6 separate regions of the Homo sapiens genome follow, and regions 2, 3, 4, 5 and 6 are each linked to region 1. Evidence: chromatin loops called from intact Hi-C (ENCODE). Cell type or tissue: OCI-LY7. All regions are shown on one strand. Links, peaks and the distances in the headings refer to the core of each region. The heading gives the core; the rest is flanking DNA.

Evidence for each region. A loop is a pair of places that touch in the nucleus more often than their neighbours do. Peaks named below come from ENCODE experiments on the same cell type or tissue, not always from the same donor. Only the 100,000 strongest peaks of a DNase experiment are listed, where the experiment ranks them.
Region 2: it touches region 1 in a loop (7-fold over the local background); 14 of 110 quality-filtered maps call a loop at or near these places.
Region 3: a loop joins it to region 1, with 2.5 times the contacts of the local background. A loop is called at or near these places in 4 of 110 quality-filtered maps.
Region 4: a loop joins it to region 1, with 3 times the contacts of the local background. A loop is called at or near these places in 12 of 110 quality-filtered maps.
Region 5: a loop joins it to region 1, with 10 times the contacts of the local background. A loop is called at or near these places in 94 of 110 quality-filtered maps.
Region 6: it touches region 1 in a loop (5-fold over the local background); 31 of 110 quality-filtered maps call a loop at or near these places.

The regions. Positions count from the first base shown.
Region 1 is chr12:105,050,889-105,056,230 of GRCh38, reverse strand. ALDH1L2 (aldehyde dehydrogenase 1 family member L2) reads left to right here. Exons shown (of 23, transcript NM_001034173.4): 11 at 3,300-3,419; 12 at 4,014-4,141. Among named protein-coding and RNA genes, the nearest start is that of ALDH1L2, 31 kb to the left of the region's middle. In OCI-LY7, for the core only: CTCF peaks have their summits at 2,784 and 2,989 (motif pointing right); DNase peaks (open chromatin) are centred at 3,020 and 4,050; H3K4me3 peaks cover 358 bases; H3K27ac peaks cover 738 bases.
Region 2 is chr12:104,677,588-104,682,929 of GRCh38, reverse strand. The region is part of intron 2 of CHST11 (carbohydrate sulfotransferase 11); the gene reads right to left. Among named protein-coding and RNA genes, the nearest start is that of MIR3922, 89 kb to the right of the region's middle. In OCI-LY7, for the core only: a CTCF peak has its summit at 2,678; a DNase peak (open chromatin) is centred at 2,669.
Region 3 is chr12:104,822,672-104,827,845 of GRCh38, reverse strand. All of the region lies in intron 10 of SLC41A2 (solute carrier family 41 member 2), which reads left to right. Among named protein-coding and RNA genes, the nearest start is that of SLC41A2, 130 kb to the left of the region's middle. RefSeq lists a silencer at 3,161-3,455. In OCI-LY7, for the core only: CTCF peaks have their summits at 63 (motif pointing right), 2,066 and 2,265 (motif pointing right); no DNase peak of the experiment used is centred there.
Region 4 is chr12:104,731,516-104,736,857 of GRCh38, reverse strand. The region is part of intron 2 of CHST11 (carbohydrate sulfotransferase 11); the gene reads right to left. Among named protein-coding and RNA genes, the nearest start is that of MIR3922, 140 kb to the right of the region's middle. In OCI-LY7, for the core only: CTCF peaks have their summits at 2,767 and 2,973 (motif pointing left); no DNase peak of the experiment used is centred there.
Region 5 is chr12:104,380,318-104,384,317 of GRCh38, reverse strand. It overlaps LOC105369949 (a long non-coding RNA gene), which reads right to left. Exons shown (of 4, transcript XR_007063432.1): 2 at 2,366-2,532. Among named protein-coding and RNA genes, the nearest start is that of CHST11, 75 kb to the left of the region's middle. In OCI-LY7, for the core only: a CTCF peak has its summit at 2,298 (motif pointing left); a DNase peak (open chromatin) is centred at 2,287.
Region 6 is chr12:104,875,552-104,879,551 of GRCh38, reverse strand. The region is part of intron 6 of SLC41A2 (solute carrier family 41 member 2); the gene reads left to right. Among named protein-coding and RNA genes, the nearest start is that of SLC41A2, 81 kb to the left of the region's middle. In OCI-LY7, for the core only: CTCF peaks have their summits at 2,053 and 2,252; a DNase peak (open chromatin) is centred at 2,251.

The DNA.
Region 1 (5,342 bases), core at 659-4,658:
ATGGTTTCTGATAAGTCAACTGGTAATTTTATTAAGGACTCTTTTGTATGATGAGTTCCTTCTCTCTTGCTGCTTTTGAGATTTTCTCTTTGTCTTTTGATAATTTGTTATGATGTGTCTAGGTGTGGAGCCTTTGAATTTTCCCATTAGAATTTGTTGAGCTTCTTGGATTGTGCATTCTTGAAATGTGCAAATTAATGTTTTTCATCAAATTTAGGAAATTTTCAGCTATTCTTTCTTCAAATATTTTTCCTTTCCCTTCTCATTCTCCTCTCCTTCTGGGATTCCTTTTATGCATATGTTGGTATAGTTGATGGTATCCCATAAGTCTCTGAGGCTCTGTTCATTTTTCTTTATTCTTATTCCTTCCTGTTGTTCAGGCTTTTTTCACCTTCTTGAATTTGCTATTGGGTCCCTCCAGTGATTTTTTAATTTCAGTTATTGCACTTTTCAACTTAAGCATTTTTATTTGGTTCTTTTTAAAATAATTTTTATCTCTTCATTGATATTCTCTGTTTGGCAAGACATTATTCTCTTTCCTTTAATTCTTTAGACATGGTTTCCTTTAGTTCATTGAACATATTTACAAAAGCTTATTGAAAATCTTTCTTTAGCAAATCCAATGTCTAGGCTTCTCTAGGGATGGTTTCTATTAGCTGCTTTTTTTTCACCTGTTTATAGGCCATACTTTCCTGTTTCTCTGCACGTCTTGTAATCTTTTGTTGAAAGGTGGTCATTTAAAATAATAGAATGTGGTAACTCCAGAAAGCAGACCTTCTCCCCATCTCCCTTCACAACATTTGTTGCTGTTGCTGCTGCTGCTTTTTGTTGTTGTTGTTCAATGACTTCCTTGACAATTCTGTAAAGTCTTTATTTTTTATTGTTTGCCACTACTGAAGTCTCTGTTCAGTTACTTTAATGGTCATCTAATGATTGGGCATAGATTTTCTTAGACACCTTGAGCCAATAAGTCTCCCAGCATTTGTGAGGGGGCTCTGTGTGTGTGCTGGGATATACCTTCAGTGCTCCAGCAGGCAGTTTACAATTCTGCCTTACCTTCACACTTCCTGCCTGCACAGAGCCTCAAAGTCATCCAGAGTTAAGAGATAAGGGCCTTCTGAGGTCTTTTCTGGGCACATGCACAAGCCCTGCTTGTATATTGGTCTTCTGGATTCCCAGGAATATGTCAGAGCTTTTCAATGCCTCTTATGGATATCTCATTCCCAGTTATTCCTCTTGTTTTTTGGTCAGCCATTTTTTAGTGGCTGTGGGCAGCTGCAATATTAAATAATTGCCACTGATTATTTTTGACAAATGTCCCAGGAATAGGGCTGTTTGTGCATAACAAGCTCTGAGTCAGATCTAGTAAAGACAAGCCCAAGCCAGGCATGGTAGCATGTGCCTGTAGTCCCAGCTACTCAGGAGGCTGAGGCAGGAGGATCACTTTGAGTCCAGGAGTTTGAGGCTGTGATGCACTTGATCAGACCTGTGAATAGCCACTACACTCCAGCCTGGATAACATAGTGAGACCCTGCCTCTAAAACCAGAAAATCTCTGAGAGTAGAGCTTTCCAGGGAGCTGCCAGGCAGGCCAAATAGTAACAGTTCTTTGGGATGAGGCTTGTGAAGAGCTCCAGACCCATTTCATCCCCACCAGAGGCTACTAGGCTGCTGGTTTTCACAGCTACCATACTTGCAATGAAGTTGGCTTTTCAAGGCTATTGCAGAGCTTTTGAGAAAGATGGGAATAAGGCAGTTAATACACCATAAAGCTCACTTTTCTTACTGTGATTCAGCTATTCTTCTTGAAATGGATTATTGCAAGCCTTTGGCTAATTTCCAGAGTTCTGAGAGAAGTGATTTTTTAACAATATTTTCTAGTGTTCTCATTGCTTTTATGAAGGAGTGGATTTTCAGAGGTCCTTACTTTCCTGTCCCAGAAGTACTTCTCACCCATTTGTTTTTAATAAGAATTAGGCAAATCTGAAAAGCAGTTTAGCATTATCTGGTTAAGAACATGAATTTTGGAGTCAGACCAACCTAAGTTTGAATCCAAGTAGCATGGCTTACTAGCTGTGTGACCTTGGGCGAGTTACTTAACTTCCCTAAGCCACAGTTTGCTCCTATTATTACCCTCCATTATTATTACCTCCATTATTATTATTTCCTCCATTATTTTTACCCTATTTATAGAGTATATAATTTGATTCTCCTAACAACTCTCTGTGGTGGATGTTATTATGTAATATTATTATTACCCTATAGATTGGGTAATTATTACCTGCAAAACATTCTAGTATGCACATAATATGAAATACGTCTTCTGTTACTTGACTCATATCACCCAATTTATAGGGTAATAATATTATATAATAATAATATATAATAATGATATCTACCTCAGAGAATTGTTAGGAAAATCAAATTAGGTGTTATACATTCAGCATATTCCAAGAATGATAATTTCAGAAAAGTGGACTGTTTGCAGACACTGAACACATCAATTCCCATGAAATTTCCTTCATTATAACCCACATAAACACAATGGAAATAGCTCATAGATCATGAGCACTCAGTGTGGGAAAAGGCAAGAGACCTTCTTGCTATTTTTTGTTTCTTTTTAAAGCACTGACAATTCCTCTCTGTGAAATAATTTTTTAAATAATTACATTTCCTTTTTAATACCTTGCATTGATATATTACCTCAGTTTTTCCTCACAGTAACTGCATGAAGGCAGTATCATTATCCCCATTGCATTGTTGAAAAAAACTGAGCCTCATCAAAGTTCATTGACTAACCTCAATTTGCTTGCCAGCCACTGGCAGAGAGTACAATTTACGCAACACATGTGTAACAGACAAAAAGTGAAAACAGAGAGGAACTTAAGGAAAGCAAACTTAAAATGGCACCAGTGTAAAAGGAAACCTATTGACAAAGGCATTTTCAATGATTTCAATGAAGGCAACAGCTGCGCTCCACCAATGCTGCCACTAGATGGTGGTGTTTCCATTATCTAGAGGTCTTGTGAGTTACCTTTTATCTGTTAAGAAAGAAAATCTGAAATCTGTATAAAGCCTGGCCTAGAGCACTTCTGTCTTCACAGCTTCTACCCTCCTGCCCCAGTGGCCAAGGCAAGCATCTTGAGGCCCAAATCTCACATATGCATGTCTTCTGTACAGTCGGAACTAGAATGTCATTGACTTCTCCCTCTGCATTCGTGAATATGCTTCTTTATTGCTGTTTGACATCAAATTGGTAAACACGGAAATCCATTGAATCTATTAATATACTTCTCTCAGATTTCAAAGGAGGTCAATGAAATCATGGTAAAAATGCCATACCAGTGTTTCATAAATGGACAGTTCACAGATGCAGACGATGGAAAGACTTACGACACTATCAACCCAACAGATGGATCTGTGAGTAATTCTTTAGTGTGAGTAGTGATCACTGGTCATGGATTTTTAGTTAATACACCATTGTAAAAGAGGCAGTCTTAAGAAGCCCTTTTATTCTCTCACTCTGCCTCTAAGTACTTCACACAAATGTACTTCATGCTTTTCTTTCAATGACTCAATTCTGGTACCAGCTGCTATTAACTGTAGTAACCTATTTTATAGAACATTTATGATAAATTTAGACAGGTAGCTTTACCTATACACACCAGAGGCACTCATCTGCATAGAGATATATGTGAAAAAACTTTCCAGACTTTGAAGACTCATGGCAAGAAATTCAGCTTTCCTAAAGCACTGGAAGAACTACAGTCTTCCAATCTTCCTAAATGTGTTCTTCCATAAAGTAGTATGATATGAGAAGTACTAAATTTCTGGTTCACAATTTTCATATTAAAATTGTTCTTTTTCTTTACTGTAGTACTAGATATACTCATTTCTTATCATAACTTTTTTTAAAATCAGTAATACTCTATTTTTTCTATTAATACAATATTAATTCCAAGAACCATATTTTCATATCTCTCATGGGGCCTATTTTTACTTACCTTGAAATAGACAATATGCAAAGTATCCTACGCTTCTTTGGCGGATGTTGATAAAGCAGTAGCAGCAGCAAAAGATGCTTTTGAAAACGGTGAATGGGGAAGAATGAATGCAAGAGAAAGAGGAAGATTGATGTATAGGTATTTCTATTTTTTATTTTTTTATTTTTTAGAAAAGTAACTCTGGTAGAGACAGGGGTTCACTACGTTGGCCAGGCTGGTCTCAAATTCCTGACCTCAGGTGATTCACCTGCCTCAGCCTCCCAAAGTGCTGGGATTACAGGCGTGAGTGGTGGCACGTGCCTGTAGTCCCAGCAACTCAGGAAGCTGAGGCAGAAGAATTGCTTGAACCTAGGAGGTGGAGGGTGTAGTGAGCCGAGAGTGCACCACTGCACTCCAGCCTGTGCTAGAAAGCAAGACTCTGTCTCAAAAAAAAAAAGGAAAAAAAAGAAGCAAAACAAAGTGAGTCTACTACCTTTGGATATTGGCTAACATTGCCAAGATTTTAAAAATTCCTGCAAAACATTCTAGTATTCACCTAATATGAAATATGTCTTCTGTTACTTGACTCATATTAAATCCTATATATGTTGATTATGTTAGTATTGCTTGCATCAGGCAGGTCCCAGCTGGAAAAGAAGTTTAATAAAGAACTGTTCACAAAGACGTGGCCGAGGTCAAAGAAATCCAATAAAGGATACTGAAACATCCAGGCAGGGCTAGCAGCAGGGGGAAGCTGCTATGTCAAGGTCTGAAGGGACAGGGGAAGGAGCTGTTACTGGAATCTGGCAAGATCTGTAGCTATACGAGAAAACCACACTGCAGTGGAGGGACATGGCAGCTTCTGAACCACAGCCTATCAGCGAGGGAGCCAGGGAATCCAACTCCCCAGCCACTTTTTCCTTCAGTTCACCAATATTCTGCGGGTGCCTCCCAGTGGTCTCTCACTGGCCAAGCCCAATGGGAGAGCAAGGGAGCCAGGTGATGTAATCTATAAAGGTCATTCACCAGGGTCAAGGTCACAGAGCAGGGTGGAGAATGGATACAGAGAGCGGCAAGTGGAGAATATCCAGTACCCTGTTGTTTTAAAAAAACATTTTATATCCACTTGATGTGTAAGGAATAGGAACAAGGAAGAAAAATAATAAGGACTGGGAAGAATATTATAAATCAGTAATGAAGGATGCCAGGAGTGATTAGATTCAATCATAAATTCCATTTGCTGTTTACCTAAAATCCAATATCGGACCTAGATCAATAGATCTCCTAGAGCAATGATATGATTTGGCTGTGTCCCCACCCAAATCTCATCTTGAATTGTAGCTCCCATAATTCCCATGTG
Region 2 (5,342 bases), core at 774-4,773, 370 kb after region 1:
AGGTGGGGCTGGACACAGGGTTGGTACTTGGTGATCGGTGGCTACGGTTACGGTAGCTGGCTCATTAAGGCCAGGAGCAGTGTTGAAATCTGGAACCTGATTCTCAGTGCTTTCTGCCGGGCTATGCTGCTGTCACTGGGATTGAACATCGGTTGCCATGGGGCAGAATTTATTTCCCAATGAGGTGGCTTCACAGGAGAAACACATCATACAGGTGAAATCCTAATGCCATATGGAGGATACCATTGCTATCTCTAGTCTGTCTCAGATTCTCCCAATGTCAGTTTGGTGAAAAACAAGACCATAAACACCAGAGAGATGAAATCTTTCACTACCAAGATCCAGGCCAAGACATTACAGGTGTTACCAAAACTGGGGTAACCAGGAGTCAACTGATATCAATGATCCACTTGTGTCCGATGGCCAGGGAGGGTTTGCTTGTCACCAAGGACACAACTAAAATACAACCATAACAAATGCTGCTGCTGTTTCTTCAGGCAGGTCAAAGCTTATAGAATATTACTGATCTTTTCTTTTGTGTGCTGCTGCCTCTACTCAGTTTGTGGCGGTTGGCCAGACAGATGAACACTTTTATTCCTCAACGGCATGCTCAGATGCAACCTCCTTTAGAAAACTTTCCTGATACTCTTGTTCCCTCACTTTGTCCCTCCCTGATGGAATTTGCTGTTCCCAGTGCTGTACAACATATATACTTCCAGTAGAGCCCAATCCCACATTATATTATTTCGGCATTTGTCAAAATATTATGCCAGTGTCTTTTTTAAAAAACCAAAACAGGCCAGGCGCGGTGGCTCACGCCTGTAATCCCAGCACTTTGGGAGGCCGAGGCAGGTGGAACACGAGGTCAGGAGATCGAGACCATCTTGGCTAAAACGGTGAAACCCCGTCTCTACTAAAGATACAAAAAAAAATTAGCCGGGTGTGGTGGCGGGTGCCTGTAGTCCCATCTACTCGGGAGGCTGAGGCAGGAGAATGGCGTGAACCTGGGAGGCAGAGCTCGCAGGGAGCCGAGATCGCACCACTGCACTCCAGCCTGGGCGACAGAGCGAGACTCCATCTCAAAAAAAAAAAAAAAAAAAAAAAGCAAAACAGACAAAAAGAAAAAAGAGGTATATGAGTGTTTCTAGACCTATCAGACTGAAAAACAGACTTCAATTGTCTCCCAAGTAGCAACTGGGACTACGGGTGCATGCTACCACACCTGGCTAATTTTATTTTTTTCTGTAGAGAAGGGGTTTTGCCATGTTGCCCAGGCTTAGCATGTCATTTTAAACTTTGTATTATTTCTGAAAGTAATGAAACTATATCTCTTTTTTAAAAAGCAGCTTGAGATATAATTTATGTACCATAAAATTCATCCATTTAAAATGCACGATTTAGTGGTTTTTCATGTATTTACAGAGTTGTGCAATCATCGCTGTAACCTAATTTTAGAATATATTTATCACCCCCAAAAGATTCTGTCTATGCCCTTTCTAAGCCCTATGCAACCACTAATCTAGTTTCTGTCTCTATAGATTTATCCATTCTGGAACTTTCACATTAATAGAATCATATCATATGCGGTCTTTTGTGAGTAATTTCTTTCACTTAGCATAATGTTTTTGAGGTTCATCCATGTAGCATGTATCAGTACTGCATTCCTTTTTATTGATGATCTATTTCTATGTATCCTATCATTTAGATGGTAATGCATGAAGTTACTCATTACAAAGTCATTAGACAGCCCAGCTGTACTCACTGCCACCCAGTGATGTGTTACTAGAGAAGTGTTGTACCTTTCCTTCCAGGTACTCCACAACAGGCTGGTAAGAGACTGCAAGAAGAGAGAACCTTTAAACTGATCAAGCACTTGCCTTGCACTAGATGTCTTCATTTATTATCTCAATTCATCCTCACAACAACCCTTTGAAGTAGATATTATTATCCCCAGTGTTATTGAGGTCCAGAGACTTTAAGAGACTTGTCCAAGACCACACAGCCATTAAGTGGCAAGACTGAGATTCAAACCTAAGATCTGTCTGCCCCTAACATCTATGCCTTCTTCACCTGAACCCTTCACTCACAGCAGGAACAGGGGGGCGGGGCACTCAAAGATGTGGGCCCAGCTAGTCAAGCTTTGCTTGCACGTGAGAACCCGGGGGAGTGTGGTATAAGTTAAAAGTCAGGGTGACCTGATGATTTCAAACGTGGTTTGGGTGGGCACATACCAGAGGAGGAGGGATTGAGAGGAACTGACTTTACTGAGTGCACAGCATTTCCTTCCCACATGGAGCAGGTGCAGGAGCTGAATCACTGACCCAATAAGCAGAAATAAACCCTCGAATGACAGGACACCAGTGGGAGGCTCCACACTTCTGCACTTCTGCCCAGTAGGCAAAAGCAATGGTGCTTCCTAGCAGAACATCCTTACTTCTGTGGTCTGACCAGGCCCCGCAGATTGGCCCCTGTGTGCCTGCCTGGCCACATGTCCGTCCCCATCCCCACATTCATCAGGGTTTCCTTGCACAGCCTTTGTGTTTGCTTCTTCCAGCCACCAGGCTTGCATCTGCTGTGGTGCCCTTGCACTTGCTCTTCTCTCTGCCTCAGTATGTCCCTGAGATGTCCCCATGGCATTTGCATGTCACTCCAGTGTTGAGAGGCAAGAGCGTGGCTTAAGAGCAACACCCACTGGCTCACTCATGCTATTACTACCTTGTATCTTCTTATATATCTATTTGCTATCACCTGCGTCCTCTCAACCAGAAAGTATGCCCCTTGAGAACAAGGATTACACAGCCTTATGCACTGCTGTATCCCTGGGGCCTAGCCCAAAACCCCTGCACACAGCAGGAGTCCAGTTGATGCTTGGTGAGTCGATGAATGCTCAGAGGTTCAAGTCACTCTAAAGAAAGCAGACCAGTTGGTGGGGCTTTGCAAATTATAAGGTGGTCCAGCAGATAACCCTGATTCCTGGGGCAGTAAAAAAACAAACCAACAACAAAAACAAACCAGAGGGGTTTTGTTGTGGGGAGGCCTCTTCCTCTGGACAGTCAGGGCCGCCACCCTTTGACAAGAGTCAGAGATGCTGTGAGGAGCCTGCCATGATTCTGGCAGCCCTGTGGGGAGCTAATTAGGATTTTCCATGGGGCGGGGCTCCATTGCGTCTTTCTCTGTGCTCTACCATGAATTACACATGGCAGTTTCCAAAAGGGAAAGAAAGATGCCTGCTCTCTGCAGGGCAGGTGATAGTGCTGGCTGTCCCTGCAGCTGGGGCTCGGCGGCCCCAGTATGTTCAGGCCACAAATCCCACTCAAAATCCACACAGGCCTGGCCCCCCTCACCAGCTGCTGGGGTCTCATCAGCAAATGACTTCGCATGAGGGCTCTCTCCATTCCCAACTCTTCCTTCTCAAACCACACACGGGGCGGAGGTCAAAGAAGAAGATCTGACTCCAGAGTTCTGCTCAAGGGAGACTGCGGCTCAGGGGGATATGGAGCAGGACGCGGAGGCTCCGGGGCCTGAATTGGTTCCAGGCCTCGGTGGGTACCCTCCCAACGGGTTTACAGACAAACGTATATGCCCTCGGTCTCCCTTCGCCTCTCTCCTGGCCGGTGGGGGCTGTAAACTGTGGAGAAGGCATTTGGGGTCCTGAAGTCCTCACTGCTAAATTCTACTTCCCTCAGATAGCACTGGCTTCTGGAAATGGAACTTTCTGGGTTGGAATCTTGACTTGATCATTTACTAGCCAGGTGACCTTGGACTGAATCTCTCTAAATTCCAGTTTCCTCATCTGAGTACTACGAAGATAGGAACATCCACCCTCACAGGTCGGTTGGTGGCCTTTCCTCCTCCTTCATTCAGCTAATGTCTACTGAGTACCAACGACATCATGGGTGCCCTCTTACGAGCTGGTTTTGTCTGGAGAATCTCAGGAGAGATAAAAATAGCGGCGAGACTGTGTGAGCTAGAGCGGGAGAAATTAAAATAACCCTAAGACTGTGTGAGCTAGAGTACGTGACTTTACCTCTCAGTCTGTTTCACAAACTGAATGAAATGGGGTCAATGCCACACTCCTGAGGACTGTTTTGAGTATTTAATTCCAAACGTAACCGAGAGCCTGACGCACAGTAGATGCTCAATTAATGCTCATTGTCACTCTCTGAAAATATAAAATGTGGTTTTTATCTCCCCCACCGTGAAGAAAAATAAAAACCTTGTCCTTTCATTCCTTGGCAGCCTTAACAAGCATGAAGAAATAGGGTGTTTTGTTATGCAGAATTACTGTAGCAACGGATAACTGATACAATTGCTGAATCAATTCAGTAATACCTCCAGTATACCTGAATAGTCTAATTCATTTGATGTTTTTCATTTATTAAACTATGCCTCCATTTCCTCATCTGTAAAATGGATTAGTTGAGAAGACTAAATGAATTAAATCATGCAAAACATTTAGAACAGGATGTGGCCCATAATAAGCGCAGCATGTTAGCAAGTATTTTCATAAATGCCCTTCATTTGTTAGGCAATGTCTCACTCTGGGGTTATGGCAGTCAATAAGAGCCAATGTCCCTGTTCCCCTAGAAGTTCCATTCCAGAGGTGGTGAGAGAGACACCAGACAAATAAGGTGTTTTCTTTCAGTGAATGGAAATGTTGGGGAAGGATATACCTTTCTAGGCAAACCTTTACAATATGTTATTAGAACATTTTTCTTTCTCCATTGGGCCCTAAGATAGGCCAATAGAGATATCCAGCAATAAAAGTTAAATGTAAGGTTAAATTCTAGAGGTGATGAGAGAGACACCAGACAAATTAATGAGCAAGATCACTTCTGATGGTGACAAGTGCTATGAAGACAATAAAACAAGGCAATGCAAGAAGCAGTGCCTGGAAGGTTGGAGAAGGCCTCTCAAAGGAGGTGATATTTCATCTGAGACTTGATGAGAAGGCACCAACCACAGAAAGATCTCAGGGAAGTATGTTCCAGGAGTGGGAACAGCAAATATGCAAGTCCTTTGGTGGAACCTGTTTGACATGTTTGAGGAATGTGGGCCAAGAGGCTGGAACAGCAACTGAGGGACAGGGTGATATGAGGTGGGGCTGGAAGGCAAGCAGGGCCCCTTGGAAACAGAATCATCTAGCCCTCTGCCATTGAATCTCTAACCGCCCGTCTTGGCAACATGGTACCCAAGGAGGAGGGGAAGCTGTGCGCAGCTATGCGCCACATTTGAACTTCCGTGAATCTGCAAATGGACCAAATTTCCCTACCTCTCTCTCTCTGCTCTATTCCCCCCAAATTCCTAGTGGTTTCTCCCACTTTCAAATGGACACCCTGAAG
Region 3 (5,174 bases), core at 1-4,000, 230 kb after region 1:
AGGTATATCTTACTGCCGTTAGAATATGGACGATGACCGGCCTTAGCTGTTTCCTGACGACAGGGGGCACTGTTTTGGGCAAAACAGCAGTCAGATTTCTCCCAGTCTATCTAAGTGTTCCTAGCAAAGGGGAGCCATCGTCCAAGGCTTCGGTTGCCTGACCGTTTGGAGTTTGATGGCTTCTAGGCATGAGAGAAAAAAAACAAGTTTTATAAGGTTAAGTATACATGGGTTATACGTGTGTTATACAAGGAAAGAATTTAGTGCCAAAGATTACAGAGATAAGTGAAATATACGAACAACAATATTGTACCTTGAATTGTATCACCCTGGTGAAAGAAATTAAACCTTATATGGGAGCGGATAAACTTTTAGAATGAGAGAAAACTGTTCTTGCCTTATCTTTAGCAGTTAACAGGTGCACTCTGGGAATTCTAGGGTTTGTAGGCTTGCCTGGGGGCCATTAAAGCTTCTTTCTCTTTCCTGCATTTCTCTCCCTTTGCTGGGCCTCCCTGTCTCTATTATAAAAGACCGAGGTGACTACTTTAAGGAGGTTCTCTAAAGTGCTATCTGGTCCCAGGACCTGTTTTTATAGCTTCCTCCTGATATCAGGGGCTGCCTGAATAATAAATTTATCCTTTGGGATTAGCTGTCCCTCAACTGAATCAAGAGATAAGAGAGGTGTGCTTTACGAAGGCCTCTCTTAGCCGCTCCAGGAAGGCAGTGGGATTCTCATCAAATCCCTGATCGATCATGGACAACTTAGTATAATTGCCGTCTCAGAGAAGGCTTGGTCTTAGTTCTACATATGCCCTCTATTATGCACACCTAAGGATGTCTCCTCTTCCAGTCTTCCACCTTGTCACTGGGATCCCATTTAGGGTCATACACTGGTACTGCTTCTCTTCCAATTGGATAATATTTACCCTCTTCCCTGACACTTTACATGATACAAAGCTCATCCCCAAATCTCTCTGCTACTTGCAGAACAGCCTGCTTCTCAGCGTCCATCAGGTTCTAATTCAAAAGTGACATAATGTCTCTCCAGGAGAGTTCAAATATTTGGGTGAAATTCTGGAAAGCCTCTATATATCTATCAGGGTCATCTGAAAACTTGCCAAGATCCCCCATTTGCTTTAAGTTCTGTAGGGAGAAGGGGACCTGGACCTTACTGGGCCCAAATTCACTGGGCATCTGTTGGAAAGGCAAGAGTGAGACTGGGGCTTGTTTAGAGTGATGATTTCTAGGAGGGGGTAAGGGAGAGGCTGAAGTTGGATAGAAAGGTTGGGGTGGACCCAGAGGAGCAGGGCTTGAGGGTGCTGGCTTCTCTGCTGGGGGTGCCTCTGGGACTCATGTCTTTAATTTCCTGGCCTTGCCACTTGCAGCCTTCCTGAGACAGCAAACACAGGGGCTAGGTCAATCCTACATTGTCGGCAAAGGTCGGGATTGCCTTGCAAGGTATAGAAAGCCTGCACGTATGGGACCTCAGACCATCTGTCCTCGCATCTACAGAAAAGTTCCAATTGCCATATGGTATTGAAATGAATGGTCCTTTCCTGAGGCCAAGCCAGTCCTTCCTGTAAATCATAATTTGGCCAAACCTTTGTGCAGAGAGCTATGAGGTGCTTTTCCTCCAGATTATGAGGGTCAAAGCAGTCCCAATGGTTCAGGATACACTCCAGAGGAGTATAAGCTGGCGGTGGTGAAGAGAACTGTTTGCCCATTCTGAAAGACAGGGAATAGAGGCTTCCCTCATTTCCCTTCCCTCTTTCAGCGAAAACTCAGGATGTGATGGAGAGAGAAAGCGAGCATCTTCCCTTCACTCTCTACCTCTTATCCCTGAGCCCTGGTGACCTTGGCAGGTGCTGGCCGTAGGTGCAATTGCAGTATGTACCCATGAAGCAGAGAAAACCTGGAGAATAGGAATTAAACGCTGTCACCTATGCCTCCCATTCTCCCTGTTGTTGGCAATCTTTGAGGTCCCAGGGACTGTTCATGCCATAAAGCATGGCCTCCTTCTGTGGGGTGGGTTTCAGTTGGCAGGAATTGGTCCTGCCCATTTACATTGTGCCTATTGCCTGGCTTTGAATCCCTCGCACCTGGTTTTTCTTTCTAGGGCTTCAGCCTGAAGCTTGGAATCGAGTTTGGGACTGAAAAGATATTTCAGAGGCTGTTTGTATCTGTTTAGAGTGTCTCAAATGAGCCCTGCTGAATTTGCAGTTCTCAGCCAGCAGGGGTCATTCCTCCCTTAACTTCCATATCAGAAACAGAGTTGGGAGGGGGAGCCCTCTCACATGGAAAAGGAAAAAACAGAAAAACAGTTTAAGGGGCAAAAAGGGGGAGATTCTGGGGGAAGAACCCCTTGCTTAGTGCAACTGGGTTCCTCTAATTCTTATATCTTTTTCCTGGTTCAGACTGGGTTGAATTCCTTGGCCAAAGGAGAAATGTTCCATTGACACAGCAGGCGAGAAGCGCCCTATCTGTTGACCCCGTGGGGTCCTGGCTACCACTGGTTTTCTCCTGCCCCCCTTGTGACTGTTGGGTTTGGCTTTTGCCTGCTGCAGGCATGCCCAGGTGCCTGAGCTGGGAGGGGTAAGAATAAGGAGAGGTGCCCTGAGCCACGCATGCCTGTGACTGTCGAGGTGGAGGCATACATGCACCTCTAGGAAAAAATTGGTCTGATTTGCACCTTTGGTGGCTGAGCCAAATGCTCATTTTACTTAGTAACATTGCCGCAGCCTGTAGCAAAACTCTTAATATTATAAAGAAAGAGATAAGAGCCATTTTAAACCATGTGAGAGAGAGAGAAAAAAGAGACAAAGTCTGGGGGTTTTGACTGGCCCAGTTAGGGCGGTTTAAAACTCTGTGAAGGGAAACAGAGCCTCTTACCCGCAGGAAAGAGAGAAAGGTGGTGGAGTTTCGGAAGAGAGGCAGACCCGACAGTTTCACATTCACTCACACCTTCCACAATCCTGGATGAGCCCCCAGTTGAAAAGGTAAAATTTCCCTTGTCCTCCTCTCAGGGCACGTGATGGGAGTGTAGTTTACTTCTTCAGTGCCCAGCTGCTCAAACCTCTAGGGGAGCATACAGACAGGCAGGCTGTGGGGCTCTGACCCCACAGCATTGTCTAGGGGTGAATGTTTGCAACTGAAGCCCCAGTGGGCATGTGTTACAGAGTGCTCTTTTAGTTTAGCCATCTGTAGGCAGCTTGTGCTAGCTCAATTAGACTCCTGCCTTATCGCAAGGACAGAGGGCTTTCTGTATCCTGGGTTCTTGTCTTGGTGTACTTGAAGAATCAGATTACACATGGGCTTAGAGAATGAGTGCAAGGTTTTATTGAGTGAAAGTAGCTCTCAGCAGATGGGGGAGCCAGAAGGGAGATGGTTTTCCCCTGGAGTCGGGCCGCTTGGAGGCCTGGGCTCTCCTCCAACTGCCCCAGCCAGACTCCACATCATTCTGCTGGTGGATGGCCTGCTTGCATGCTGGTGCCTGTTGGTGTGTTCCTCCTGATGTTCAGCCGCCCATATGTTCCTCCACTGATGTGCTCCTCTCGATGTCCAGCTGCCTGTGTGTCTGCCTGCTGGGGTCTCGGGGGGGTTTATAGGCACAAGATGGGGGCGTGGCAGGCCAGGGTGTTCTTGGGAAATGCAACATTTGGGCAGGGAAAAAAAAATGCCTGTCTTCACGTAGGTCCATGGGCACAGGCCCGGGGGTGGAGCCCTAGCCAAGGACCACACCCTCCTCCACACAGCACTTCCCTTCCCTTCAGCACTTCCCTTCACCTCTTCCGTATCATTTAAAGGGACCATGCCCCTCCTGGCACTTCCGTATCAATGTTATGAAATACATATAGATAGTAAAATGGTTACTATAGTGAAGTAGATTAAAATATCTGTCATCTCATGTAGTTATTTTTTTGTGTGTGACAAAAACAGCTAAAATCTACTTATTTAACAAAAATCCCTAATACAATATAATTTTATTAACTTTAGTCCTTATGCTGTATATTAGATCTTTAAATTTTGCCTTTTTATTTTCTTGACCATGTATTTTAAGAGCAGAAGTTCTAATTTGAATGAAGTTCAGTTTATCAGTTTTTGCAAATGATTAGTGCTTTTCATATCCTAAGAAATCTTTGCCTATCCCTCAGTTGTGAGGGCTTTCTGTTTTAGAGATTTTCTAGTTTTAGCTTTTATTTGAGTCTCTGACCATTTTGAATTAATTTTTGTGTATGGTATATGATAAGGCTTGAGGTTCATATTTTTCAGTATGAACATCCGGTTGTTACAGCACCATTTATTGGGAAGACTATCATTCTCCCTTGAATTATCTTAGCATCTTTGTCAAAAATCAATTTACTATATATATATATATGCAGGTCTATTTCTAGACTTTCTTCTGTTCCACTGATTTATATGTCTATTCTTAAGCAACTGTTGTTTTCTTTTGAGCCTTAACTTGTTGTTGATTTTAGTTTTAAAAAGAAATCATTTACCTTTTTTTAAAATTGCAAACTCTTCTGTAGGTAGCTCTCATACATATATTTTTATGTTGACAGGTATAGATATACTAAATAACCAAATGTAATGTAGATGCTTTTGCCACTGTGATTTCTGCCAAAATCAACATCCTTTTATTCTCTACTCTCAACATAGAGTTTTGGCATTTCAACAGCAGTAGTAATTATATCTACAAATCCTTATGTGATGCTCTATCTCAAACCTTCTGGAAGTCCAAGTTGATTATGTCTGGGTTTTCACACTTGTCACTTCTCATAGCTGCTTTTTCCAATATGTTAATTAATTAGGCATTTTTTCCTTTTGTTCTCTATGTTCTTTCTCTAAGCAATGACTTTAGACTCTCCCATGTCAAAACAAAATTCTTTTTATAGTTTTCAAATTTCTCAGTTATTTCTTTGCCCCTTTCTTTAATTCCCTCTCAATATAGTGAGTTTTCTTCTTATCACAGTTTTTGTTTTGTTTTCTTAACCTTTTTTATGTCAAAGGAGTTCAGAGCTATACTTCTGATTTTTTTTTACCTGCAATTAAAATTTTTTCAGGTAGTTTCACTTTCTAGAGATATCTATTACTCAATTCCTACAGATTTCAAAATTATCTTTCTAAATCTGTTTTCTGAGACCATATGTCCCCTACTTAAGAAATAGGTCTCTATA
Region 4 (5,342 bases), core at 596-4,595, 320 kb after region 1:
AGATTTTCAGGGCAGTTTATACATGACTTCTAGTACACCTACAGCGCTGTGTGGGGGACTGAAAGGGACTCGAAGCAGTCTCTTTCATGGACACCTGGATGGAGTTCAGAACTGAACCAGCTTCTCAAAGGGCTACTCTAAGACCCCCAACCCTGCCAACTCCGGGTAAATCAGAGTTCACAGGCCAGACTCACAGAGGGCCAGGTGGGCTTCCCGAGTTGTACGTGCAGTGGGTCCCAGCCCAACAGCCCACCACTGCCTCTCTGAGGCTTTGCTACGCTCAGTCAGCCTGGGGTGCTCTTCAAACTGGGCCAGAATCCAGGAGGGCAGGGCATTTTCTCTGAAAGTTATACGAACTTCTAACCAGAAACATCTGGAAATACATGGGACTCTGCTGGATGCCTCTGGGTAAATCTCCAGCTCGGCCAGGCTGGGCATTCTCTGTATGAGCTTGTGAGTCACTGGTCTTTTTCTTATCATCACCCTCTACAAAATGGCCCTCCCCAACCTTCCTTCTCTCTTCTCTTCTCTCTCTCTTCTTCCTTTCCTTTCCTTCCACTGAACATGCCACACGCAGGGCAGTGAATGTCCTGTTCCTTCTCCATGGAATGTTCTTTCCCCAGATTCTGTAGGCACAGGGATGGTATCTTGCAGGGGGAACTTTGGGGAAGGGAGGATTTATACCAGAGGCGAGAAGCATGCTCTCACCTTCCCGTTGGACATTGCCCATGGAATGTCCCACAGGAACCTCCAACTTGGAATGTCTGAGAGTGGTCACTGCCCTCTTCCTGTGTCCCATCTCAGGGAATGGCACTGCTGTCTGCCCAGGTTCCCTGCCAGGTACCTAGGCACCCACTCCCCACAGCCTGGCCACAACCCCGCATCCTGGCAACCCTGGTACAAACCACATCCCCTTGAGCCTCGACTGCTGCTGACAATCCCCTAGTTTCTGGGCTCCAAGCCTGGGTCCCCTCCAGACCAAAACAGAGGCTCTGATCACAGCTCTAACTCTGCTGTCCTTGTGCTTTAAACCCATGACGAGTCCCCACTGCCTTCCATGGAAAGCGCAGATGCCTGAGCCTGGCACCCAGCATCTGCATCCTGGCCCCTGCCAGCCCCTCAGGCTCTGTCTCTCAGCAGCCCTGTCCCATGCAGGGCACTGGACCCCTGTGATTTCTCTAGAAGTACTGCGCTTTCTTGCACCTAAGGGACCTGCCCAGGAGCAAGTCCCCTGCCCCCAAGTCTCTCTGGATTTGCTCACTCTCTTCTTCCCGCTAACTGTGGGGCTTTCAGACCTCACCATATTCCTCACTTCCTCTAAGATGATGTCTCGGATGACCCAGCCCCACCACCAGGCTTGGATCAGTCAGGTATCCCCTTTTCCTGGTGCTCCGCCAGTGATCTAGGCTCATCTCTCTTATAGAACGTGGTATTATTATTTTTACCATTATTGCTGTTATCATTCACAGCACAGCCACCAGCACCACCAGAAGAGCTAATATATTTTGAGTGCCAGGTGCCAAGCATCGTCCTAAGCTCTTGTGTAATCACATTTAGTCCTTCTATCACTCCTACAAGGTAGAGACGTATTATATTTCCATTTTATAGATGAGGCAACTGAAACCCAGAGAGGTGGTCATTTAAGTCACAAAGCTAGCCGGTGGTGCAGCCAGGATTTGAACCCAGGTAACTGGACTCTGGAGCTTACTCTCTTCTCACAACATACTGTAACTGTCTGTTTACCCATAGATCCCTACCTCTGCTCCCTGAAGTTCAGGACTGTTGCCTTGCTCATCCTGGAATCCCCTGTGTTGAGCACCATGCCTGCCCCCAGAGCAGGAGCTCAAAAAATGTTTGCAGAACAGAAGCAAACCTGGCAATTTTGCAGTTTGCCCTGATGAGGGCATGTGGTGCCTGGCAGGGTTCACGTAAACAACACGATGATGATACAGAATCACTGTGTTATTTATCAGATAAACGCAGGCCCCACCCTTGTCTAAGCATCCCAAACCCTCCTCCTCTGGATCTCCATATTATCTGTCTTTTGTCTGTGTTCTCTTGCTGTTACTTTGCCATAAAGCTCCCAGGAGGCAGAGCGCCAGTTCTCACAAATCCTCCTCACCCTGGGGCACTTCCCTGAGTGCCTACCAGGAAAGGCTGTTGGTGGCTGACTGGGTATCCCATGGGGTGAAGGGTGGAATGAACTACAGGGCAATAACCCCAGGTCCTCATTCCTCCCCATGGCAAAGTAAGAAACATGGGACTGGAATATCACAGGCCACCCCGTTTTCCACCTGTGACCGTATTCAGAACTAGGGGCGGGAGAAACAGCAGGCATTTGGGTCCGGATCTTAAGGTCCAGCCCTGCCCTTGTTAGCAGCACAGCCTTGGGCAAGCTGACCTCTCTGAGCCCCAGTTTCTGCAACTATACAACGGGCCCGGGGTGAGATTTAAATGAATGACATTCATCTTGTGCCTACACAGGGCCCGGAACTGCTGGTCCTTCAGGAGGGATCGTGCCCCTGTGATCCTGAGGCCAACCATCTTTCTGATGAATTTTGGGGCTGAATTTTCCTCAAGCAGCTCTGTACCTCCAACTATTTCAAGATAGTTGGATTTAAAATTTTTAAATAAGAAAAATAAACAGAAAAGCACGTCCACTTCTGCAGAGAAGCATGGGCTGGGCCTGAGCAAACACCTCCCTGTGCCCCTCTGGCGCCAGTGCTGACCAGGTACCTCTCAATAAGCAGCTCTGCTGGCGGAAGCTGGCCCTCCTGGCAGGGGAAGCCCTGCTGCCTTCTTTGGAGGAGCAGTGCCCAGCCAAAAGCTACAGAGATTGCTGGTGGTGGCGGGGAGGAGGCATAAGCCCACATTCCTGGGCAGCCCCCACAGGCACACACTTTTGCCAGGGCTGGGCCATGGGGGCATGGCAGCCATCATGGCATCATCAGAAGGCTCAAAGCGCCCCCCGCTGGCTTTTCAAAGAAACCAGACCCATCACCCAACTCCTCCTACCTTACAACGTCAAAAGCAGGGTTCCCCTCCTCAGAGGCAGTATAGATAAGATCAGTGCAGCCAACCAATCTCCCTGGGTTGAATCTGGTTCTGCCACCTACTTAATGATGTGTGATCTTAGGCAAGTTACTTCACCTCTCTGTGCCTTAACTTCCTTATCTATAAGGTAGGGATAGTATTAGGTTGGCGCAAAAGTAATTGCAGTTTTACCATTACTTTTGATGACAAGAACTACAATTACTTTTGCACCCACCTAATGGAAGTACCAACCTCACAGAATATGCAAAGCATTCAGAAGACTGCCTGAAACACAGTGTGTGTCAAAGTGTTGGCTGCGACTCCCAACAACTGATCCTGGTTCAAGGGTTCCATCATGCAGCCCTGGGAGGGAGGGTTGAACACGGGGGAACTTGCTGGGTTTAAAGGTGCCCCCAGAATCAGGCAAGGCCCTTTCCTGATACCCACAGTCAGTGTTACTGCCTCCCACAAAGGCCTTATAAATGTCCCCTTTCCTCTTTCTTCCATGCCATGGGGAAATCTTGGATCTACTCTGAGGTCTTTTCCCTGTGGGATCTGGAAAGCTAGACTCCAGATTTTGCATCTAGCAAAAACAGTCTGGCCTCATGCCCTCCACAGCTACATTCAAGATATGTCTTATCTACATCATCTTCCAGTTAAAGAACCCGGTGGCAGAACAGCATTGTGGGAAGAGGACACACCCTGGAGACAAGGTGCATGGGTGGAATCCCAGTGCGTGACCTTGCACACATCACCTCACTGGTCTGGGCCTCAGTTTCCCCATCTCTCATAGGGCTGGTCATACCTACTACACAAGGGTGTGGAGCAAAGATTAAGTGAGACGATGCATGTCAAGTTCAAAGCACAGGGCTGACGCCCTCTTTGTGAACTACATGTAAGGAAATAAGTGCTTAAAAAAAATACTTAATACTTAGTTCCAGAAAGAAAGCTTCCAATTCCGATGTCACTGCAAAATCAGTCCCCATTTGTTTTGCCATCTGGTCTCATCAGTGATTAGGAAGCTGGGGAGGAGGATGCCAAAAAGAATCTGGAGACTGGGGGTATCAATAGATGATGTGAGCACCTGGGTGTGGCAAATGCCCCGGTGACAGCAACACCAATCGGATACCTGACTGAGCTCAGGTTTGGATATGGACACTTGGACAGGAGGGACATTTGGTGGCTAAGCCCCAAAAGGTGTTTTATTACCTAGTGCTGTGCATGACAGGCACTCCCGCCTGTTACTTCACCCTTAGACCCTTAGAGGGTGGGTTGGGGAAGGGAGAAGAGACGTGAGGAGACTCAGAGATAGGGCAAGAAGGTCTATTTCTAATGTGATGAAAGGTGAATTTTTAAAAAGTAAGTAAAATCCATTGATTTAGTTTTCAGGCCATCTATAAATGTCCCTGGGGTCAAAACTTACGAAAACCAGCCACTGAGTCTAGCTTTTCTGCCAGGACCCTGTCAAAGGCTGGGGAGGCCCTTAGGGAAATAGGGATCACTGCTTTCATCTTTCTGAGGCACCCACGTCTTTGGGAGAAGCCTTGCTGGGGTCTGGCTTATGGCACATAGGCGAACAGAAGGACAGGCTCCTGGCACAGCCAGGTCCATGCCAGCAAAGCTCACGAACCCCAGGGGGCCCAGCCACCACAGGGCATGGCCATAACCTGCCACCTCCTGCTTCTGAGCCACTGATGCTGAGGTGTACCCAAATAAAACTGACCACCAGCAGCGCAATCCTCTTCCCTGGAGGGACCGAGCATAGCTGTGGAGCTGGTTGCAGTTTCTCCTGCCCTAGGACAGAGGGGAGGATGTTGGGGTGGACTTTCTGCCATCACTGCTGATTCCCCCAAAATGCCACCAAAGGCCAATCTGCTGGGCTGCCAGCCCCTGGGGCAGGCTCATCTGTCTCATTCACAGCTCTATTCCCAATGCCCAGTACGTTGGGGATTAAACAGTATTTAGTAAACAAATGCACCTTGAAGGAGGCCGCAGTTGCGTTGGTGCAAAACTACATTTTGGAATCATGACACGGATGGACATTATGCCAGGGAAGGAAGGGAACTAAAAATAGGAAACCTTTACTTGGTGCTGGAAACTGGACACATTATACCCCGAATCCTTTCAACCCTGAGAGGTGGACATGCTCAGCTCCAATTTACAGATGGAAACGCTGAGGCCCGCAGAGGCTGAGTCCGTGGTCCCGAGTCTCAGGGGTGCGGGGGTTTACACCCAGTTTGCTTACTCTCCTATTACAAAATGTGGCCTTAGAGCCACAGCCCTCGAGCCCATTTTCAGAACAGGGATAC
Region 5 (4,000 bases), core at 1-4,000, 670 kb after region 1:
GTGGCTGTTTTTATAAGGGCACCAATCCCATCATAACAGCCCAATCCTCATGACCTCGTCTAAACCTAATCACCTCCCAAAGGCCCCACCTCCTCATACCATCACCTTGGGGGTTAAGTTTTCAGCATATGAATTTTGAGGAAACACAAACATTCAAATCATAGCACTGGGGATATAAAGATAAAACCACATGAAGCCCTTTCCCAATCCTTATTTATTTTGAACTGAATCTGTTTTCGCAGAGTGCTACACTGAATAATGGCCCCCAAAGACATCCATATCCTAATCTTTGAAACCTGCGAATATGTTACTGCCCATGGTAAAAGAAAATTTGCAGACAGGTTATTAAGGATCTTGAGATGAGAAAACTATCCTGGATTATCTGTATGGGTCCAAGGTACAAATCCTTAAAAGGATGCAAGAGGATCAAATTAGTAGCAGAAGATGGGGTGACAGAAGAAAGAGGTTGGAGAGATGTAAGAAGGGGTCACAAGGCCAGCAACGTGGATGGCCTCTGGAAGCTGGGTAAAGCAAGGGAATGGATTTTCCCCTGAGGTCTCCGGAGAGAACACAGCTCTGCCAACATCTTGGTTATAGACTTCTGACCTCTAGAACTGTAAGAGAATAAATTTGTGCTGTTTTTAGCCATTCTATTAGTAGTAATGTGTTAGAGCAGCAATTGAAAACAAGTAAACCTATGCTAGGGCTGGGATGGGAGAGGTACAAAAATTAGTGACAATAGGAATGGCAGGGCATGGTGGCTCACGTCTGTAATCCCAGCACTTTGGGAGGCTGAGGTGGCGGGATCACCTGAGCTTAGGAGTTTAAGACCCAGCCTAGGCAACATGGTGAAACCCTGTCTCTACTAAAAACACCCCCCTCCAAAAAAAATTAGCCAGATGTGGCAGTGCACACCTATAATCCCAGCTACTTAGGAAGATGAGGTGAGAGGATCACTTGAGCCCCAGAGGCAGATGTTGCAGTGCACTGTGATCATGCCACTGCACTCCAGCCTGGGTAACAGAGTGAGACTATGTCTCAAAAACAATAATAATAATAATAATGGCCGGGCGTGATGGCTCACGCCTGTAATCCCAGCACTTTGGGAGGCCAAGGCGGGTGGATCACAAGGTCAGTAGTTTGAGACCAGCCTGGCCAATATGGTGAAACCCCATCTCTATTAAAAATATAAAAATTAGCTGGACATGGTGGTGTGCACCTGTAGTCCCAGCTACTCAGGAGGCTGAGGCAGAAGAATCACCTGAACCTGGGAGGCCGAGGTTGCAGTGAGCCAAGATCGTGCCACTGCACTCCAGCCTGGGTGACAGAATGCGATTCCATCTCAAAATAAATAAATAAATAAATGTGATAAAATAATAACTGCCAATGTCCATCAAGCACTTACTCGATGCTGGGGCTGGCATGGTGGCTCCCTGCCCGTAATCTCAGTGCTTTGGGAGGCCAAGGTGGGAGGATCACCTGAGCCCAAAAGTTGAAGGTTACAGTGAGCTATGATCGTATCACTGCACTCCAGCCTGGACAACAGAGCAAGATCCTGTCTCTAAAAAAATAAAAAATAAAACTTCACTACACTATGAGATGAGATGAGTGTCTTTATTATCTCCAGATGACAGTTGTGAACCTGAGGCTCACGAAGGTTAAGTAACATTAAGTAACATTCCTAAGAGGGCACCATAGCTGTGGGTGGTCAAGACAGGATTTGGACTCAGTCCAGAATCTAGCAAAGATGTGTACAAGTCTTGCCCAAGGCACACTGCTAGCGGCAGAGGCAGGACAAAACCTTGAGCCTCCCAACTGACTCCAGAGGACTCTTTCCCTAAAGTATACTTAACGTGGTGGGGTAGATCAAAGTATCTGCAGGGGGCAGGATCTGGAAGGGGTGTGGGCATTGAGCCAGCCTGGAAGGGACGTGGAGCCCAGGGTAGATTCTTTAAGATTCTTTACAGGCCTGGCCGGGGTGTTGACACTTCATAACCACACAGAGGCTCCGCGTGGGCATGCTTGTCTCAGCAGCCCACACGGAGGTAGGTGCTTCTGACATCTCGCAGGAGCCTCCAACCAGCACCACCTCTCAAGCCTTCCCTCCTTTGTCAGTAGGGAAGTCAGAGAAAGTATTACCAAGTCCACCAACCCAGAGCTCGTGGGGTCCTTGCAGCTTCTAGACTCTAAAGTGCATCTCACTTAAAGAACAAATGCCCCACAGACCAAATCTAGCTAAACAGAGGTTCTTCGGTCCACTGTTGGCCTCCAAGAGCAACTGTATGTTTTGAGCGCCACCTAGTGGTACCCAGGGCCCCCAGCGTTTTTGACTTCTCAAACCTGCCCTTAAGGACGGAGCTCCTACCTCCCGCCTCGGAGGTCTCTCCAGGTAGGCTAAGGTGACTTAGAGGACCGCCAGCCCCTTCTGGTTCCAGAGCTCTTCAGAGAGGTCCAAGGCCAACTGGTTCCTCGAAACTGTGGGTTTACATCGGGACTGCCCCATCCTGGGCTCTGCCTGTCAAGAATGCTGTCCTGGATTAGGGCACAGGAGAATGCGTTTTGTCATTGATCTGGAGGGAGGGAAGGCATGTGGAGGAATCAGCATCTCATTTCAATGTGAGAGAAACTAATGGAGGGAAGAGAATTTTTTAAAGCTAGTGAGAACACACATTCATTTGACAACTTAGTTAAAAAGGACCGATTCCTTGAAAAATACAAATGACTACAACTCACCCAATGTGAACTAGATAATTTGAGTATGCCTACAACTGTTAAGGAAATCGAATTTGCAATTTTAAAACTCCCAAAAAAGAAGTCTCCAGATCCAGATGGTTTCACTGAAGAATTCTACCAAATGTTTAAAGAGGAATTCACACCATCTCTCTACATTCTCTTTCAGAAAATAGAAGAGGAGGGAACACTTTCCAATTCATTTTATGAAGATAGTATTTCCCTGATATTAAAACCACAGATAGGAATGAGTACAGTGGCTCACATCTGTAATCCTAGCATTTTGGGAGGTCAAAGTGGGAGGATGACTTGAGCCCAGGGGTTCAAGACCAGCCTGGGCAACAAAGTGAGACACTGTCTCTATAAAAATTACAAAAATTAACCAGGCATGGTAGCATGTGCCTGTAGTCCCAGCTACTCGGGAAGCTGAGGCCAGAGGACTGCTTGAGCTTAAGAGGTTGAGGCTGCTGGCTGGGCACGGTGGCTCACACCTGTAATTCCAGCACTTTGGGAGGCCGAGGTGGGCGGATCACTTGAGGTCAGCAGTTCGAGACCAGCCTGGCCAAGATGCCGAAATCCTGTCTCTACTAAAAATACAAAAATTAGCCAGGCATGGCGGCACATGCCTGTAATCCCAGTTACTCAGGAGGCTGAGGCAGAAGCATCACTTGAACCTGGGAGGCAGAGGTTACACTGAGCCAAGATCGCGCCACTGAACTCCAGCCTGAGCAACAGAGAGAGACTCTGTCTCAAAAACAAACAAACAAATAAATAAAACCAAGGTAGTAAAAAAAACCTACAGATCAATATCCCTCATGAATATATACATGAAAATCCTTAACAAAATATTAGCAAATAGAATTCAGCAATATATCTCAAGGATTGTACAGGATGACCAACTGGAGTTTATTCCACAGATGAAAGGGTAGTTGAATATTTGAAAATCAATCAATGCAATCCACCATATTAACAGGTGAAAGAAGAGAAATAATATGATCATATAAATTAATGCAGAAAAAGCATTTGACAAAATTCAGCACCCATTTGTAAAAAAAAAAACTTACAAAACTATAGCTAACACACTTAATGCTTGAAAGACTAAATGCTTTCCCCCACAAAATTAGTGACAAGGCCAGGAGGTCCATTCTTTTTTTTTTTTTTTTTTTTTTTGAGACAGAGTCTCACTCTGTCACCCAGGCTGGAGTGCAGTGGCATGATCTCGGCTCACTGCAAGCTCCACCTCCCGGGTTCACACCGTTCTCCTGCCTCA
Region 6 (4,000 bases), core at 1-4,000, 180 kb after region 1:
CCCTATTCAATAAATGATGCTGGGGAAACTGGCTAGCCATATGTAGAAAGCTGAAACTGGATCCCTTCCTTACACCTTATACAAAAATTAATTCAAGATGGATTAAAGACTCAAACCATAAAAACCCTAGAAGAAAACCTAGGCAATACCATTCGGGACATAGGCATGGGCAAGGACTTCATGACTAAAACACCAAAAGCAATGGCAACAAAAGCCAAAATAGACAAATGGGATCTAATTAAACTAAAGAGCTTCTGCACAGCAAAAGAAACTACCATCAGAGTGATCAGGTAACCTATAGAATGGGAGAAAATTTTTGCAATCTACCCATCTGACAAAGGGCTAATAGCCAGAATCTACAAAGAACTTAAATTTACAAGAAAAAAATCAAACAACCCCATCAACAAGTGGGTGAAGGATACGAACAGACACTTTTCAAAAGAAAACATTTATGCAGCCAACAGACACATGAAAAATGCTCATCATCACTGGCCATCAGAGAAATGCAAATCAAAACCACAATGAGATACCATCTCACACCAGTTAGAATGGCGGTCATTAAAAAGTCAGGAAACAACAGGTGCTGGAGAGGATGTGGAGAAATAGGAACACTTTTACACTGTTGGTGGGAGTGTAAACTAGTTCAACCATTGTGGAAGACAGTGTGGCGATTCCTCAAGGATCTAGAACTAGAAATACCATTTGACCCAGCGATCCCATTACTGGGTATATACCCAAAGGATTATAAATCATGCTGCTATAAAGACATATGCACACGTATGTTTATTGCAGCGCTTTTCACAATAGCAAAGACTTGGAACCAAGCCAAATGTCCAACAATGATAGACTGGATTAAGAAAATATGGCACATATACACCATGGAATACTATGCAGCCATAAAAAAGCATGAGCCCACATCCTTTGTAGGGACATTGATGAAGCTGGAAACCATCATTCTGAGCAAACTGTTGCATGGACAGAAAACCAAACACTGCATGTTCTCACTCATAGGTGGGAGTTGAACAATGAGAATACCTGGAGACAGGGTGGAGAACATCACACACCAGGGCCTGTGGTGGGGTGGGGGGACGGGGGAGGGATAGCATTGGGAGAAATACCTAATGTTAATGATGAGTTAATGGGTGCAGCACAGCAACATGGCACATGTATACGTATGTAACAAACCTGCACGTTGTGCACAAGTACCCTAGAACTTAAAAAATGTATATATATATATATATATATATATATAAAATACAGGTATATTATTTGCAGATTTGGATATTTAAATTACCATTAAGTCATTTATAACACATTTTTCAGCTGCTTGCAAATACCAGATATCTCCTCAGTTAAAGACAGTGGTAAGAAAGTAAGAAAGAGAATGCCGTTGAAGAATGTTATCATGATAAACATGGCAATTGTTATAATGTTACAGAATTAAGTACTATGAGATTCCAGAAGATAAACAACTATTGAGGAAAATAATGCACACTGACCTTTACAATTTTATTTAATTAATTAATTAATTAATTAATTTTTTGAGACAGAGTCTTGCTCTGTCATCCAGGCTGGAGTGCAGTGGTACGATCTTGGCTCACTGAGACCTCTGCCTCCGGGGTTCAAGTGATGGTCGTGCCTCAGCCTCCTGAGTAGCTGGGACTACAGCTACTACAAGCACACGCTACCATGCCCGGCTAATTTTTTGTATTTTTAGTAGAGACGGGGTTTCACTGTGTTGCCCAGACTGGTCTCAAACTCCTGAGCTCAGGGAATCTGCCTGCCTCGGCCTCCCAAAGTGCTAGGATTACAGGCGTGAGCCACCACGCCCCACCTGAAATTTTATTTTTTTAAATTATACAAGGGATAAACTCTCCTTATAAAAGACTTAATCATAATGTGTTGCCATCTAAAGCTTTCGGTATTTCGAATGTTATATAGTGATGCATACATAATTTGACTGGATCAAGAAATAAAAAAAGTAAAATGGAATGTTACTATCACAGATCATGATTTTGAAAAATAATATTATTAAATATTGCTTAGGATTTTCTAATCTTTGTCTTCTGAAAGTTGGCTCAAAGTAATTCAAGATGAATTAACTAAAATAGTCTTTTACATTTTTTCTGTATCATTGATTCTCCTAAAAATATATTTTTTGTGTTACAGATCAATCCCATAGTTAATTTGTTAAAGGTATTTCTAAAGTGTCTGTGTTCAGATTGCTAAAGTGTCTGCTCTGTGCGCACTAGGGGGCCTCCTAAGATCAGCAGTTGGATGCCTAATATTTTTATTCTGAATACAAAGATTAGGAACAGGCACATTTAAATTCCAAGACTCCATTCATCCTGCTGAGAAGCTTCAGGTTTATTTCCTGATAAACTTATAGTTCAAGTTTATTTCCTGAACTATTTTGAAAACACTTAGCAGTCTTTAGAGATAAAAAGAGGATTTTATGATAGCAGTAGGCTTTAGTTATAGAGGCCATGTATTATATAGTGCTCAAAGAACTGGACATTAAGAAAAGTCTTATGGTCTCAATTCATCAAGAAGATATAACAATTGTAAATATATATGCACATAATATCAGAGCACCTAAATATATATATGATCAATTGTTAACAGATATGAAGGGGGAAATAGACAGTAAGACAATAGTAGTAGGGGACTTCAGTACCCCACTTTCAACACTGGAGAGATCATCCAGACAGAAAATCAATTAGGAAGCATTGGACTTGAACTACACTTTAGACCAAATGAATCTAGCAGATATGTACAAAACATTCCATCCAACAGCAGCGGAATACACATTCTTTTCAAGTGCACGTGGAACATTATCCAGGATAGATCATATATTAGGCCACAAAACAAGTCTTAACAAAGAAGACTTTGAGAAGATTGAAATTTAAGAGACTGAAATCATATCAAGTATCTTTGATGATCACAGTGGTATGAAACTAGGAATCAATAATAGGAAAAAAACTGGAAAATTCAAAAACATGTGGAAATTAAACATCATGCTCCTGAACAACCAAGAGGTCAAAGAAGAAATCCAAAAGGAAATTAAAAAAATATATTGAGACAAATGAAAATGGAAACACAACATACCAAAACCTAAGGGACACAGCAAAAGCAGTTCTAAGAGGGAAGTTTATAGCGATAAACACCTGCATTTAGAAAGAAGAAAGATCTCCAATAAACAAGCTAATGTTACACCTCAAGGAACTAGGAAAAAAAGAATAAAGTAAACCCAAAGTTAGCAGAAGGAAGGAGTTAATAAAGACCAGAGCAGAAATAAATCAAATAGAGAATAGAAAAATACATTAACAAAACTTAGTTGGCTCTTCTAACATATAAGAGTGACAAAGCCTTAGCTAGACTAAGAAAAAAAAAGAGAAGACTGAAATTAAAAAATCAGAAATAAAAGTGGAGACCTCAGAAATAAAAAAGATCACTAGAGACGATTGAACAATTTTAAGCCAACAAATTAGATAACCTAGAGGAAATGGATAAATTCTTAGAAACATATACCTGCCAGAATTGAATGAGGAACAAATAGAAAGCCTGAACAGACCAATAACAAATAGTTATTAAAGTAGTAATTAAAATCCTCCCAACAAAGAAAAGCCCAGAACCAAATGGCTTCATGGCTGAATTCTACCAAACATTCAAATAGTACCAATCCTTATCTTCCAAAAACATAGAACTAGAGGAAATACTTCCAAACTCATTTATTTTTATTTTTAGTTTTATTTTCAGAGATGGGGGTCTTGCTCTGTTACCCAAGCTGGAGTGCAGTGGCATGATTATAGCTCACTGCAGCCTTGAACTCCTTGGCTCAAGCAGTCCTCCCACCTCAGCCTCCCAAGTATCAGGAACTACAAGTGCATATAACCATGCCTGGCTAATTTTTAAATATTTTGTTGGAGACAGGGTCTCACTATGTTGTCTAGTCTGGTGTCAAACTCATAGTCTCAAACAGTCCTTCTGCCTCAGCCTC